Regions from separate parts of the Homo sapiens genome. Here region 1 is linked to region 2. The links are chromatin contacts, found by Hi-C or POLR2A ChIA-PET in ENCODE. All regions are on one chromosome and are shown on one strand. The core of a region is the stretch at or near the end of the contact, and the rest is flanking DNA. Distances in the headings are between cores, read along the strand shown. Region 1 has its middle 18 kb from the start of KPNA2. Region 2 holds the start of LINC00674 (long intergenic non-protein coding RNA 674).

The links. A loop is a pair of places that touch in the nucleus more often than their neighbours do. ChIA-PET counts read pairs that join two places held with the same protein, here RNA polymerase II (POLR2A). Pooled maps may share reads with other maps.
Region 1: a map of endothelial cell of umbilical vein shows a loop between it and region 2 (6-fold over the local background). The contact joins the enhancer-like site here to the promoter of LINC00674 in region 2. A Hi-C loop is called at or near these places in 5 of 168 maps with a recorded cell type or tissue (CD4-positive, alpha-beta memory T cell, PC-3, endothelial cell of umbilical vein and 2 more), 1 of 37 single-sample maps with no recorded cell type and 12 of 50 pooled maps. POLR2A ChIA-PET finds 5 or more read pairs at or near these places in 6 of 52 experiments (A673, SK-N-SH, activated CD4-positive, alpha-beta T cell and 3 more).

Annotation. Positions count from the first base shown.
Region 1 is chr17:68,051,096-68,056,797 of GRCh38, reverse strand. No RefSeq gene overlaps it. Among named protein-coding and RNA genes, the nearest start is that of KPNA2, 18 kb to the right of the region's middle. Within about 2 kb of position 2,282, at least 14 of the 41 ENCODE cell types and tissues checked have a DNase peak (open chromatin) inside an H3K27ac peak, as active enhancers do; they include A673 and endothelial cell of umbilical vein, where a contact is called at or near this core.
Region 2 is chr17:68,099,566-68,105,708 of GRCh38, reverse strand. LINC00674 (long intergenic non-protein coding RNA 674) reads right to left here and starts at 4,154. Exons shown (of 6, transcript NR_027418.1): 1 at 3,750-4,154; 2 at 2,651-2,766. It overlaps LOC124904048 (a long non-coding RNA gene), which reads left to right and starts at 4,213. Exons shown (of 2, transcript XR_007065885.1): 1 at 4,213-5,157. RefSeq lists silencers at 3,720-3,879, 4,040-4,099, 4,150-4,289 and enhancers at 3,255-4,033, 4,034-4,813.

The DNA of each region.
Region 1 (5,702 bases), core at 1,033-3,532, 47 kb after region 2:
GATCCTCCCACCTCAGCCTCCCAAGTAGCTGGGACTACAGGTGCACACCACCACGCCTGGCTAATTTTTGTATTTTGTAGAGACGGGGTTTTGTCATGTTGCCCAGGCTGGTCTTGAACTCCTGGACTCAAGCAATCCTCCTGCTTTGGCCTCTCAAAGTGCTGGGATTATAGGAGTGAGCCACCGCACTCAGCTGAAATGTTCCATGTCTTTATCTGGATGGTGGTTACCTGGGTGTCCATGTAGGTAAAAATGCATTGAGTGGCTGGGTACAGTGGCTCACTCCTGTAATCCCAGCACTTTGGGAGACTGAGGCAGGAGGGTCACTTGAGTCCAGGAGTTCAAGACCAGCCTGAGCAATATGGCGAAACCCAATCTCTACTAAAAATACAAAAATTAGCTGGGCATTGTGACTTGGGCCTGTAATCCCACATACTCATGAGGCTGAGGCACAAGAATCACTTGAAGCCGGGAGGCAGAGGTTGCAGTGAGCCAAGATTGCACCACTGAACTCCAGCCTGGATGACAGAGTGAGACCTTGTCTGGGAAAAAAAAAAAAGCATTGAGCGGCACGCTTCAGATTACAGCACTTCACACTCATTACTGAATACAAATTGCACATAAGGCCAGGTGTGGTGTCTCACGCCTGTAATCTCAACACTTTGGGAAGCCAAGATGGGCGGATCACCTGAGGTCAGAAGTTCGAGTCCAGCCTGGCCAACATGGTGAAATCCCGTCTCTACTAAAAATGCAAAAATTAGTCAGGCATGGTGTCGGGCACCTGTAGTCCCAGCTACTTGGGAGGCTGAGGCAGGATAATCCCTTGAACCTGGGAGGTGGAAGTTGCAGCGTGCTGATATCGCACCACTGCACTCCAACGTGGTCGACAGAACAAGACTCGTCTCAAAAAAAAATTAAATTAAAAAGTTGTACCTTATTATAATAAAGACAATAGAAAGGGAGGAATCTAGGAGAATAAGTTGTTGTAAGGGTGAACAAGGTTCATAAAACACACACGCACACACCCTGTGGTGGTTGTGAGGACTGGTGTGGTACAACAGAGGAAGAGAAGGCAGGGAGACCAGAGTTGAAGGCTATTGCATGTTGTCCACGTTTTAATCTCTTAGGCAGAAAAGGGCAAAGACATGCCCTTTTCATTGTCACCAGCTTTACTTTTACCTTTTAAAAGTAAATTGTTGGCTGGGCGTGGTGGCTCACGCCTGTAATCCCAGCACTTTGGGAGGCCAAGGAGTTCAAGACCGCCTGGCCAACATGGCAAAACCCCATCTCTACTAAAAATACAAAAAGTATCCATATGTGGTGGCAGGCACCTGTAATCCCAGCTACTCGGGAGGCTGAGGCAAGAGAATCGCTTGAACCCACGAGGTGGAGGTTGCAGCGAGCTGAGACCATGCCATTGCACTCCAGCCTGGGCAACAAGAGCGAAACTCCGTCGCAAAAAAAAAAAAAAAAAAAAAAAAAAGTCTACAGAATTTGTCAATTGTCATCTTGGGGGGCAATATCTCCCTCGACTGAGAACCACTGCTTTAGATAAAAGCAAAATCTTAGGCCAGGCTCGGTGGCTCACGCCTGTAATCCCAGCACTTTGGGAGGCCGAGGTGGGTGGATCATTTGAGGTCAGGAGTTCGAGACCAGCCTGACCAACATGGTGAAACCCTGACTCTACTAAAAATACAAAATTAGCTGGGTGTGGTGGCACGTGCCTGTAATCCCAGCTACTTGGGAGGCTGAGGCAGGAGAATCACTTGAACCTGGGAGGTGGAGGTTGCAGTGAGCTGAGATGGCGCCATTGCACCCAGCCTGGGCAACAAAGGCAAAACTCCACCTCAATTAAAAAAAAAAAAAAAAAGCAAAATCTTAGACTTGTCCATTTTTGGGCCATTGCCTGAAATCCTGGACAAAGGCCTAACTGACCCAGTTAAAATGCCAGTATCTGAGCCCCACTGTTACGCTGAAGCAAACCAAGGAGGCAATGAATTACGTGTTGCCTAACTTGCTTCTCCCTTGCAGTTTCAATTGCGTTAGGCAGCCAGCTTCCCTTCCTCTCCACTGTTTGAATTGTTGCTGCCGGGCAAAAACTGCAGCTGGTCCACCTCAGAGCTGGCCTCATTTCAATAATAGCCGGGAGGACTGGCATGGGGCTTTCCAAGCTTAATTAGCTCATGTTTGTAGAGTTCCTTAGGAAGCTCAGGCCAGCATGCTATGGGAAGTCCAAGTTAGTAGGATTCTCGCCACACTTAGAAAACGAACATTCCCACATAAAAAGGCTGGTAGAGGCAGAAAAGAACGCCTCGGAGCGTGTGTGTGAACAGCGAAGGGTCCTTGTGAACCACATTTGAGACCATAAAGAGAGTAATGCATTCCAAGTTTCAGGCCCTCCTCCTACTCTCTACAGCAGGAAATTATTTAAAGTATTTCCTGAACAGCTGAAGTATGTTAGAAACCTGCTAGCATCCTCCACAGTATCTCCAGGAAATGGACACCAAAGAATTTCTTTGTAATGAGAAACTATCTGAGCTCTACTGGCCATTTCTACCTGAACAGGTTGGATACTCTCAGCCTGGGACCTGGAGAATACAATCTTCTTAGATCATTTTTATGTCAAACTTAGCATCCTACTGCAAGAACACACACTGGAAGAGAATTCCTCTTATGTATGCACATATATATGAAGAATTCTCTTATATATATAGTATACATACACATATATTAGTATATATCAAGAGAGACAGAGACAGAGACAGAAAGAACTTTGTTAGGTAATTTAGCAATGTCAGTAATAGCTTGCTAGTTAGTTATTCCCGCTCAATCTTCGGGTGGGGCAAGAATGAGGTCAGCCTCTTTTGTTTTAGGCAGAATTCTAGAACATGCAACACAAGGAAACTGCTTGGCCCCATCCCACCTCTAGAGATTTGTTCTCTCCAAGGCCTGCCTATAAATCTCCCAGGGTGGGGTTCCAGAAGAATGGTGCCCCAGCAAGCCAAGTTTGAACCTCCCAAGCAAATCGCATTGGAATGTTGGTGGGGTCACAGGATCAAGAGCCATCTGGGAGCCAGCTGTGACTGGGGCTGATTCCCATGATTTCCTATGAGAAGGGCAAGTATGATCACTACAGCAGAAATACCAAAGAAAAATGGCAATTGTTACCTCCAGAGCAAAGAACAAGGCCTAGAGCAGAGCCAGTTCCTGAAGAGAATGACAGATCTGATTATGCTGGTGAAGGCCAGGCAAGTTCTGTGCTTCCTAACTAGTTAGACTTTCCTTCTGCGGCAGCGAAGCTCGGATCCAGAGCTTGGGAAGTGTGGGACTTGCCTCTCTGAGACCTGGCTGTCAGCAGGAGGATGAGGAGCCAAACACATCCCATTGTTACCACCCACCTTCTGGGGCTTGCAGGGAAACTGTGAACTCCTTGCCAAACGAGATATAAGCCCTTGCCATCTTCCCTTTCCTGGGACAAAGGAACCACACAAGTTTTCAGTGTTTCATCATGCTTTTGGAACGAATGTCAACCAAAGGCCATCTTTTAAGGACAACAGCTAAAACGCCTGTCCAACTAGAGTTCTTTAGTCAATGGCAGTTACATTCGTTCATCTGAGGTCTTACACTACTTAGGATCAGGGAGTGACATTTAAAAAAAAGCGACAGGGTGCAGTGGCTCATGCCTGTAATCCCAGCACTTTGAGGCCACGGTGGGCACGTGTCCAGAACTGGTGGGTTCCTGGTCTCACTGACTTCAAGAACGAAGCTGCAAACCCTCGCTGTGAGTGTTACAGCTCTTAAAGAGGCGTGTCTGGAGTCTGTCCTGTCTGATGTTCAGATGTGTTGGGAGTTTCTTCCTTCTGGTGGGTTCATGGTCTACGCTGGCTCAGAAGTGAAGCTACAGACCTTCACGGTGAGTGTTAACAGTTCTTACGGCAGCGCATCTGGAGTTGTTCATTCCTCCCGACGGCCTTGTGGTCTCGCTGGGCTCAGGAGTGAAAGTTGCAGACCTTCTCGGCGAGTGTTACAGCTTTTAAAAACACCGTAGACACAAAAACTAAGCAGTAGTAAGATTTATGGCAAAAAGCAAAAGAACAAAGCTTCCATGGCGCGTAAGAGGACCTCAGCAGGTTGGCAATGCTGGCTCGGGCAGCCTGCTTTTATTCTCTTATCTGGCCCCACCCACATCCCGCTGATTGGTAGAGCCGAGTGGCCTGTTTTGTCAGGGCGCTGATTGGTGCGTTTACAATCCCTGAGCTAGATAGAAAGGTTCTCCACATCCCCATCAGATTAGTTAGATACAGAGATTCGACACACAGGTTCTCCAAGGCCCCACCGGAGCAGCTAGATACAGAGTGTCCATTGGTGCATTCACAAACCTTGAGCTAAACACAGGGTGCTGATTGGTGTATTTACAATCCCTGAGCTAGACATAAAGACTCTCCACGTCCCCACCAGACTCAGGAGCCCAGCTGGCTTCACCCAGTGGATCCCACAGCGGGGTCACAGGTGGAGCTGCCTGCCAGTGCTGTGCCATGCGCTAGCACTCCTCAGCCCTTGGGCGGTCGATGGGACTGGGCGCCGTGGAGCAAGGGGCGGCATTCGTTGGGGAGGCTCGGGCTGCACAGAAACCCACGGAGGCGGAGGAAGGCTCAGGCATGGCGGGCTGCAGTCCCGAGGCCTGCCCCGTGGGAAGGCAGCTACAACCCGGCGAGAAATCGAGCGCAGCACCGGTGGGCTGGCACTGCTGGGGGACCCAGTACACCCTCCGCAGCCGCTGGTCCGGGTGCTAAGCCCCTCACTGCCCTGGGCCGGCAGGGCCGGCCGGCCGCTCCGAGTGCGGGCCCGCCAAGCCCACGCCCACCCGGAACTCCAGCTGGCCCGCAAGCGCTGCGCACAGCCCCGGTTCCCGCTCGCGCCTCTCTCTCCACACCTCCCTGCCAGCTGAAGGAGCCGGCTCTGGCCTTGGCCAGCCCAGAAAGGTGCTACCACAGTGCAATGGTGGGCTGAAGGGCTCCTCAAGTGACGCCAAAGTGGGAGCCCAGGCAGAGGCGGTGCCGAGAGCAAGCGAGAGCTCTGAGGACTGCCAGCACGCTGTCACCTCTCAGGCAGATCACAAGGTCAGGAGTTCTAGACCAGCCTGGTCAACATGGTGAAACCCCGTCTCTAAAAATATAAAAATTAGCTGGACACAGAGGTGCATGCCTGTAATCCCAGCTACTCAGGAGGCTGAGGCAGGAGAATCACTTGAACCTGGGAAGTGGAGGTTCCAATGAGCCGAGATCGCGCCATTGCACTCCAGCCTGGACAACAAGAACAAGACTCCGTCAAAAAAAAAAAAAAAAAAAAAAGGCCGGGCGCGGTGGCTCACGCCTGTAACCCTAGCACTTTGAGAGGCCTAGGCCGGCGGATCGCCTGAGCTCAGGAGTTTGAGACCAGCCTGGTCAACAACAGTGAAACCCCGTCTCCACTAAAATACAAAAAATTAGCCGGGCATGGCAGCATGCGCCTGTAGTCCCAGTTACTCGGGAGGCTGAAGCAGGAGAATCGCTTGAACCCGGGAGGCGGAGGTTGCAGTGAGCCGAGATCACGCCACTGCACTCCAGCCTGGGCAACAGAGCGAGACTCCATCTCCAAAAAAAAAAAAAAAAAAAAAAAAAAAAAGCACATTTACAAAAGTGTAGGAAATAGGCCGGGCGCAT
Region 2 (6,143 bases), core at 2,905-5,404:
TAAAGCCTTGACTCGATAAAATATGTAGTGTACCAAGATTAAGATGCTAGCATATCTAAAGGAAAATTTTTAAAGTTAAATTTCCTTACACTATAGACAAGTTTAACCTCCTTATTGCCAAGGGCTTTGAAATTAATAACATGAGAAACAGCATACAAAAACATTAAATGTATAAAAATGTCTGAAATAAATGTTCTGGAGGAGTAATCTTATTCTACTTCTCCATACCTAAGAATTTAAAATATTAGAAATTACACTAAGCTGCTTTTTCCAGCCTTTGGTTTTCAGAAACAATAATGGTCTAAAAAATTATCCCAAAGTTTTTACTGTAAAGAATATTTTTCTAGGCCGGGCACCGTGGCTCATGCCTGTAATCCCAGCACTTTGGGAGGCCAAGGTGGGAGGATCATGAGGTCAGGAGATTGAGACCATCCTGGCTAACACGGTGAAACCCCGTCTCTACTTAAAATACAAAAACAAAGTTAGCCGGGCGTGGTGGCGGGTGCCTGTAGTACCAGCTACTCGGGAGGCTGAGGCAGGAGAATGGCGTGAACCTGGGAGGCGGAACTTGCAGTGAGCCGAGAGATTGCACCACTGCACTCCAGCCTGAGCGACAGAGGAAGACTCCAACTCAAAAAAAAAAAAAAAAAAAAAAAAGAATATTTTTCTATCCAACCCATTGGAAGAAAAGCCTGTATAAGACAGTCATATAAACATAATGATATAGAAATTATACATTTTGTCATCAATTTGTTATAGAAATATTAGTTGAAGTTAATAGTGTTACCACACAGCCCATTTTAATGATCATATGTTAATGTGTCATAAAGAACAGAAGTAGCTTGATGGATGAAATCGGATTCTAACCCCCAATTGCCTGAGGAATCTAAAATTTGGGATTAAATTATTAAATTAGCCCCACCTTGTTAGCGTTGACAAACACCAAACAGTTCACTGATAGTGGTTTTAAGAATAGTATGTGGAAACGTCTAATATCAATTGTGGGCAGAGATCTCATGGTTTAAATGTTTCCTTTTCTTCAGAAAGAGAGTGTGTATGAGTGTGTGAGAGAGTGTGTGTGTGTGTGTGTGTGTCACCACGCAAGAAATGTTGATACCTTTCAGTAAAGGGGCAATTCCACAATAAGGTTATTACCAAGTAACTGAAGTTTATACAGCATCTTGAAATCAAAGGTACTCTATAAATTTAAAATACTAATATGTTATTAACTTAAAGCAAAGAACAATAATTTTAAAACATCTTATAGCCCAAGTGTATTGTAAACCAAATATAAATTCGCTGTGGGATCTGTCTTTTTTTAAGTGATTTTTTTTCCTCTATTAGGGAACCCAGATCTAAATGAACTGTCACTTAGTCTAAAGGTATGCCAAACATTTCTTAAGGTCTTCACAAAGAATCAACTTTTTTTTTTTTTTTTTTTGAACAAAATGAGGCCTAGGTTAAGTATTTTATTTGGCTTCTCAAGATGGACTGAGAAGTTGGGCACCAGCTCCAGACCAATTCCTGGACACACATCAAACACAGCCCTGTCATTTATCCAGTCAGTCAAAACAATCTTTTCCATCTAACCCTTTAATGTTTATGTCCTTAAAAGCTGCTAATTGAATCCAGTTCTTGAGATCTATTTGCTAAAATCTATACCATCTAATTTGTAAATGATGAACAAAAATGAAAAAAACAATATGTTAACTTTCCTGGCAAAACAGAAGAGACTCCACTGTAACCAAAGAAGGAAGGACAATGTTTTTAATATTTGTCAAATTTTAAGAGAAAACTATTCAGAGACAAATAGTTGTAAGAAACTTAGAGTACCTCAAACTGTTTTTACTATTAAGAGGACACAGGGTATTTAAAATTCCTCAGAAAAACCTGAAACAAAATCACTCTATAAATGTAGCTCAATATTCCCTCTTCCCCTAAAAGATAAGCATAATCTTTCCTCTTAACAAACTTTACATACAGATTTTTATAATGTATCTTAGGCAGTACAGAAACTGCAGATAAACACTTTAAGATCTATTGAGTCATACTAAAAACTTCAACTCATTTTATCTGCAGAAAATCAAAATCCCTACTTTTTCCTCATTTTCTCTATATAGCCCAGAGGAAAGTAAATGGAAACAGCCTATTTCTGATGCTTTCTGCACACCTGGGATCACATGTTCTTTCCACAATCACTGACTCCAGATAGTAACAGCAACAGATAAACTCCAAAGCAACAAAGATCCCCTACAAAGGTTTCCACTGACTCCTCCCAATATAAGGACACTGAATGGGGGGTGGGGGGGAATATAAGTATCCTCCAATCCAGGTTTTCCATTAAGAACCACTCAGTTAATGATTCCTGGCAATTTTCCCTAGGGAAAGGAAAACTGTCATGAAGGTAATACATTATCTAAATTGCAGCCAACATACACATTCAAGCTAAATTCTCAAATACCAAATTCACTGCAAGTTTTCATCCAGCAAGTTTAGCCAGTGGACTGGGATGTGACACACAAGCATTCAACTGCAAAATTAGTCCAAATAAATCTCAAAGTCTAGTGTGGGCAAATATAATTACAGTTTATTAGTACATGTGCACGCACACACAAATCCTCTACGGAAAATTATCTTTCTCACCACTCACCCAAATATAAACGTGGACAATTTATCAGGGGTAAATGGTGAAGGTAGGATAACGCCGTGATTCCAATTCCTTCTCAAACCAAATACAAGTTCTCCTAAAACGGGGGTGGCATGTCCCTGTAAGAATACCAAAAATGGCACTGTAAGCAAAACGTACCTGTAATGTTAAAGATTTCATGCACCTGGAATCATAAACACTTTGTAAGTGTAGTCTTCTATCTAGCAACCCCTCTGGACACTCTTTTCCATTTCGAAAAAGGAAGGGGGAGGGTGGGGAGAGTAACAGAAAGTTTGTTCGAAAATTTGTATGAGGACATACTTAGAATTGTACCCTCTCCGCCCCCCCACCAAAAAAAAAAGTGTGTTTTTAAAGCAGGTCTGGAGCTAGAAGTGAGACACAAGTTCTGCGGCCTATAAGGAACAACCCCCAAACATGCCACCCTACAATCAGACACTTCCAAAACACAGTGTACAATGAGCCCAAGCCGTCGGATCAGACAGGCACACCGGAAGTCAACCTGTCTCCCCTCCTCAGAGAGACGTGAGTTTAAGGTGTGTGACCCTGGCAGCGGTGGCCGGCGGCGGGGAGTAAAGGTTTTTCACGCGGGCATAAGTGGGTGTGTGCAAGGTAACAACCCGGGAACACAGACGCACACCCTCCCGTTAAGCGCTCCATCTTTAAGGAGTGTTTACTGCGCGCAGTCAGCAACCGAATTCAATAATCCTCGCCACGGGAGCTCTTCATCCCCTTCACGATCTCACCTGGGCGGTAGCCCAGGGGCTGTTCCCCGAGCCCCGGGAGGCAGCGTCGGGCTCCTTGACCAAGACTTTCCGACCTGAAATCCGCCTGCGATGCGAACTGGTGTACCCTCCCCTCCACAAAACACCACCCCCCCGCCCCGAGTCATCCTCGGCTTTTTAAACAATGTCCAAACCGGAACAAGTGGTTTTCCAATTGCTCTCTCTGAACTAGGCCTTCCCACACCTCCGACCCCCAACTCACCACTGATCGCGACCCTGGCCCTTCCCAAGGCCACAAGCACCCCTGCCAGCTCGCCCACCTCGCGGCTGCCCAGCCCGGCCCGCCGCGCCCCCTTCACCTGTCAGGCGCACTTCGACAGGCCCGTTCCTACGGCCTCCGAGGTTAGACATGTCCCTGGCGGCTGGGGCGGCGGGCGGGACGGGGGCGACGGCGAGGCGCGGCGGAGTCACCACAGCGGCCGGGGCTGGGGCCCGAGCAGCCGGCGACGCGACTGCAGCGGCCTGAGGGTCCCGGATGTGCCAAGCGTCGTCGCCATGAGCCGCGGAGGGAGCGGACGCCACGGCCTTTCCCTCCTCTAGGCGAGGCCTAGTAGCGGACAGGGCTGGTCAGCTGAGGTGGGCGGTGCTCGGCGGCACGGGAGCAGGACTGTGGACTTGGCCGCTTCCTCCTCCACCCGCCCCCTTGTCTGAGTGACGCCGGACCTGAGGCCGCCGCGGCCATTTGTCGGCTCCGGGGGGGCGAGGGGGAGATGGGAGGCGGGGCCGGTGGGGTCAGCGGGGCGGGGCCGGCGGGCGCGCGCCAGATGCCCGGAGCGGGCACCGGCACTGAGGGAAGGTGTGAGCTGCCGCCGAGGGTCCCAGGCGGAACGCGGGAAGGGAGCAGGCAAGGAGCAAAGTGGCGGCGGGAGCGGCAGCTGTGACCCCTGGAGGGGTTTAGTGTCCGGTCCACTCAAGGGAGAGTTTTAGACCAAGCAGGGCCGACTGCATTTATTAGACGCCCACAGCATGCAGGGCGCTCCAAGAGGCTGGGGCGAGGAAAATTAGAACCAAGTCTGCTACCCGCCGGGAACTTGTCGTATTTCTGGCGAGGGAAGAGACAGCATTCCCACGCCGATGGTTCCAGCAAAGCCCCAGGAGTGCTGTTCCTGGTCTTGTAGTTGACGCCTCCATCCGGGACTCACCTGGTGGAGAAAATCGGGTTACCTGCAGAGTCCCGCTCTTTTCAGGTGCAGCCAAGGATAGGGAGATGATACGTCTTAAAGAATTAACAAGATAAACCTTGGAGTAACGTATGAAGAGTTGTTCATACACTACTGTATTTATCTCAGGAGCAGAAAGATAACAACTTTCTAAAGATGTACCATATCCTTTGACCTTGTAACTATACTGCTAAAATTTTTTTTTTTAAGACAGGGTCTCCCTGTCACCCAGACTCACTGCAGTCCCAACTTCCCAGGCTCAGATGATCCTCCCACCTGAGCCTCTGCAGTAGCTGAGATCACAGTATGCACCACTACACCCCACTAATTCTTTTATTTTTGGTAAAGACACGTTTAGGAGGGACATTTAGGTTTCTCTATGTTGCCCAGGTTGGTCACGAACTCCTGACCTCAAATGATCTGCCTGCCTTGGCCTCCCGAAGTGCTGGGATTACAGACCTGAGCCACCGCACTCAGCCCTATTGTGTCCAGAATTGGTGGGCTCTTGGTCTCACTGACTTCAAGAATGAAGCCACAGACCCTGGTGGTGAGTGTTACAGCTTTTAAGGTGGCGTGTCAGGAGTTCGTTCCTTCTTGACCTTAAGATGTGTTCGGAGTTTTTTCCTTTAGGTGGGTTCTTGGTCTCACTAGCTCGGGAGTGAAACTGCAGGCCTTGGTGGTGAGTGTTATAGCTCTTAAGGCGACGTGTCCGGCGCTGTTCATCCTTCCCGGTGAGCTTGTTGTCTTACTGCCTTTAGGATAGAAACTGGAGACTTACGTGGTGAGTGTTACAGCTCATAAAAACAGTGTGGACCCAAACAGCAAAAAACTGAAACTTCACACTGTGTAAAGAGACGCGAACGAGTTACCACTGCAGGCTCTGGCAGCCTGCTTTTATTCTCTTATCTGGCCCCACCCTCATCCTGCTGATTGGTAGAGCCAAGTGGTCTGTTTGGACAGGGCGCTGATTGGTGTGTTTACAATCCCTGAGCTAGATACAAAGGTTCTCCACGTCACCATCAGATTAGTTAGATACAGAGTATGGACACAAAGGTTCCCCAAGGCCCCACCAGAGCAGCTAGATACAGAGTGTCGATTGGTGCATTCACAAATCCTGAGCTAGATACAGAGTGTTGATTGGTGCATTCACAAATCCTGAGCTAAACACAGGGTGCTGATTGGTGTGTTTACAAACCTTGAGCTAGATACAGAGTGCTGATTGGTGTATTTACAATCCCTGAGCTAGACATAAAGGTTCTCCAAGGCCCCACCAGAGTAGCTAGATAGAGTGTCCACTGGTGCACTCACAAACCCTGAGCTAGACATAAAGGTTTTCCAAGACCCCACCAGACTCAGAAGCCCAGCTGGCTTCATCCAGTGGATCCCCCACCGGGGCTGCAGGTGGAGCTGCCTGCCAGTCCTGTGCCATGTGCTCGCACTCCTCAGCCCTTGGGTGGTCGATGGGCCTGGGCGCCGTGAGCAGGGGGCAGGGCTTGTCGGGGAGGCTCGGGCTGCACAGGAACCCACAGAGGC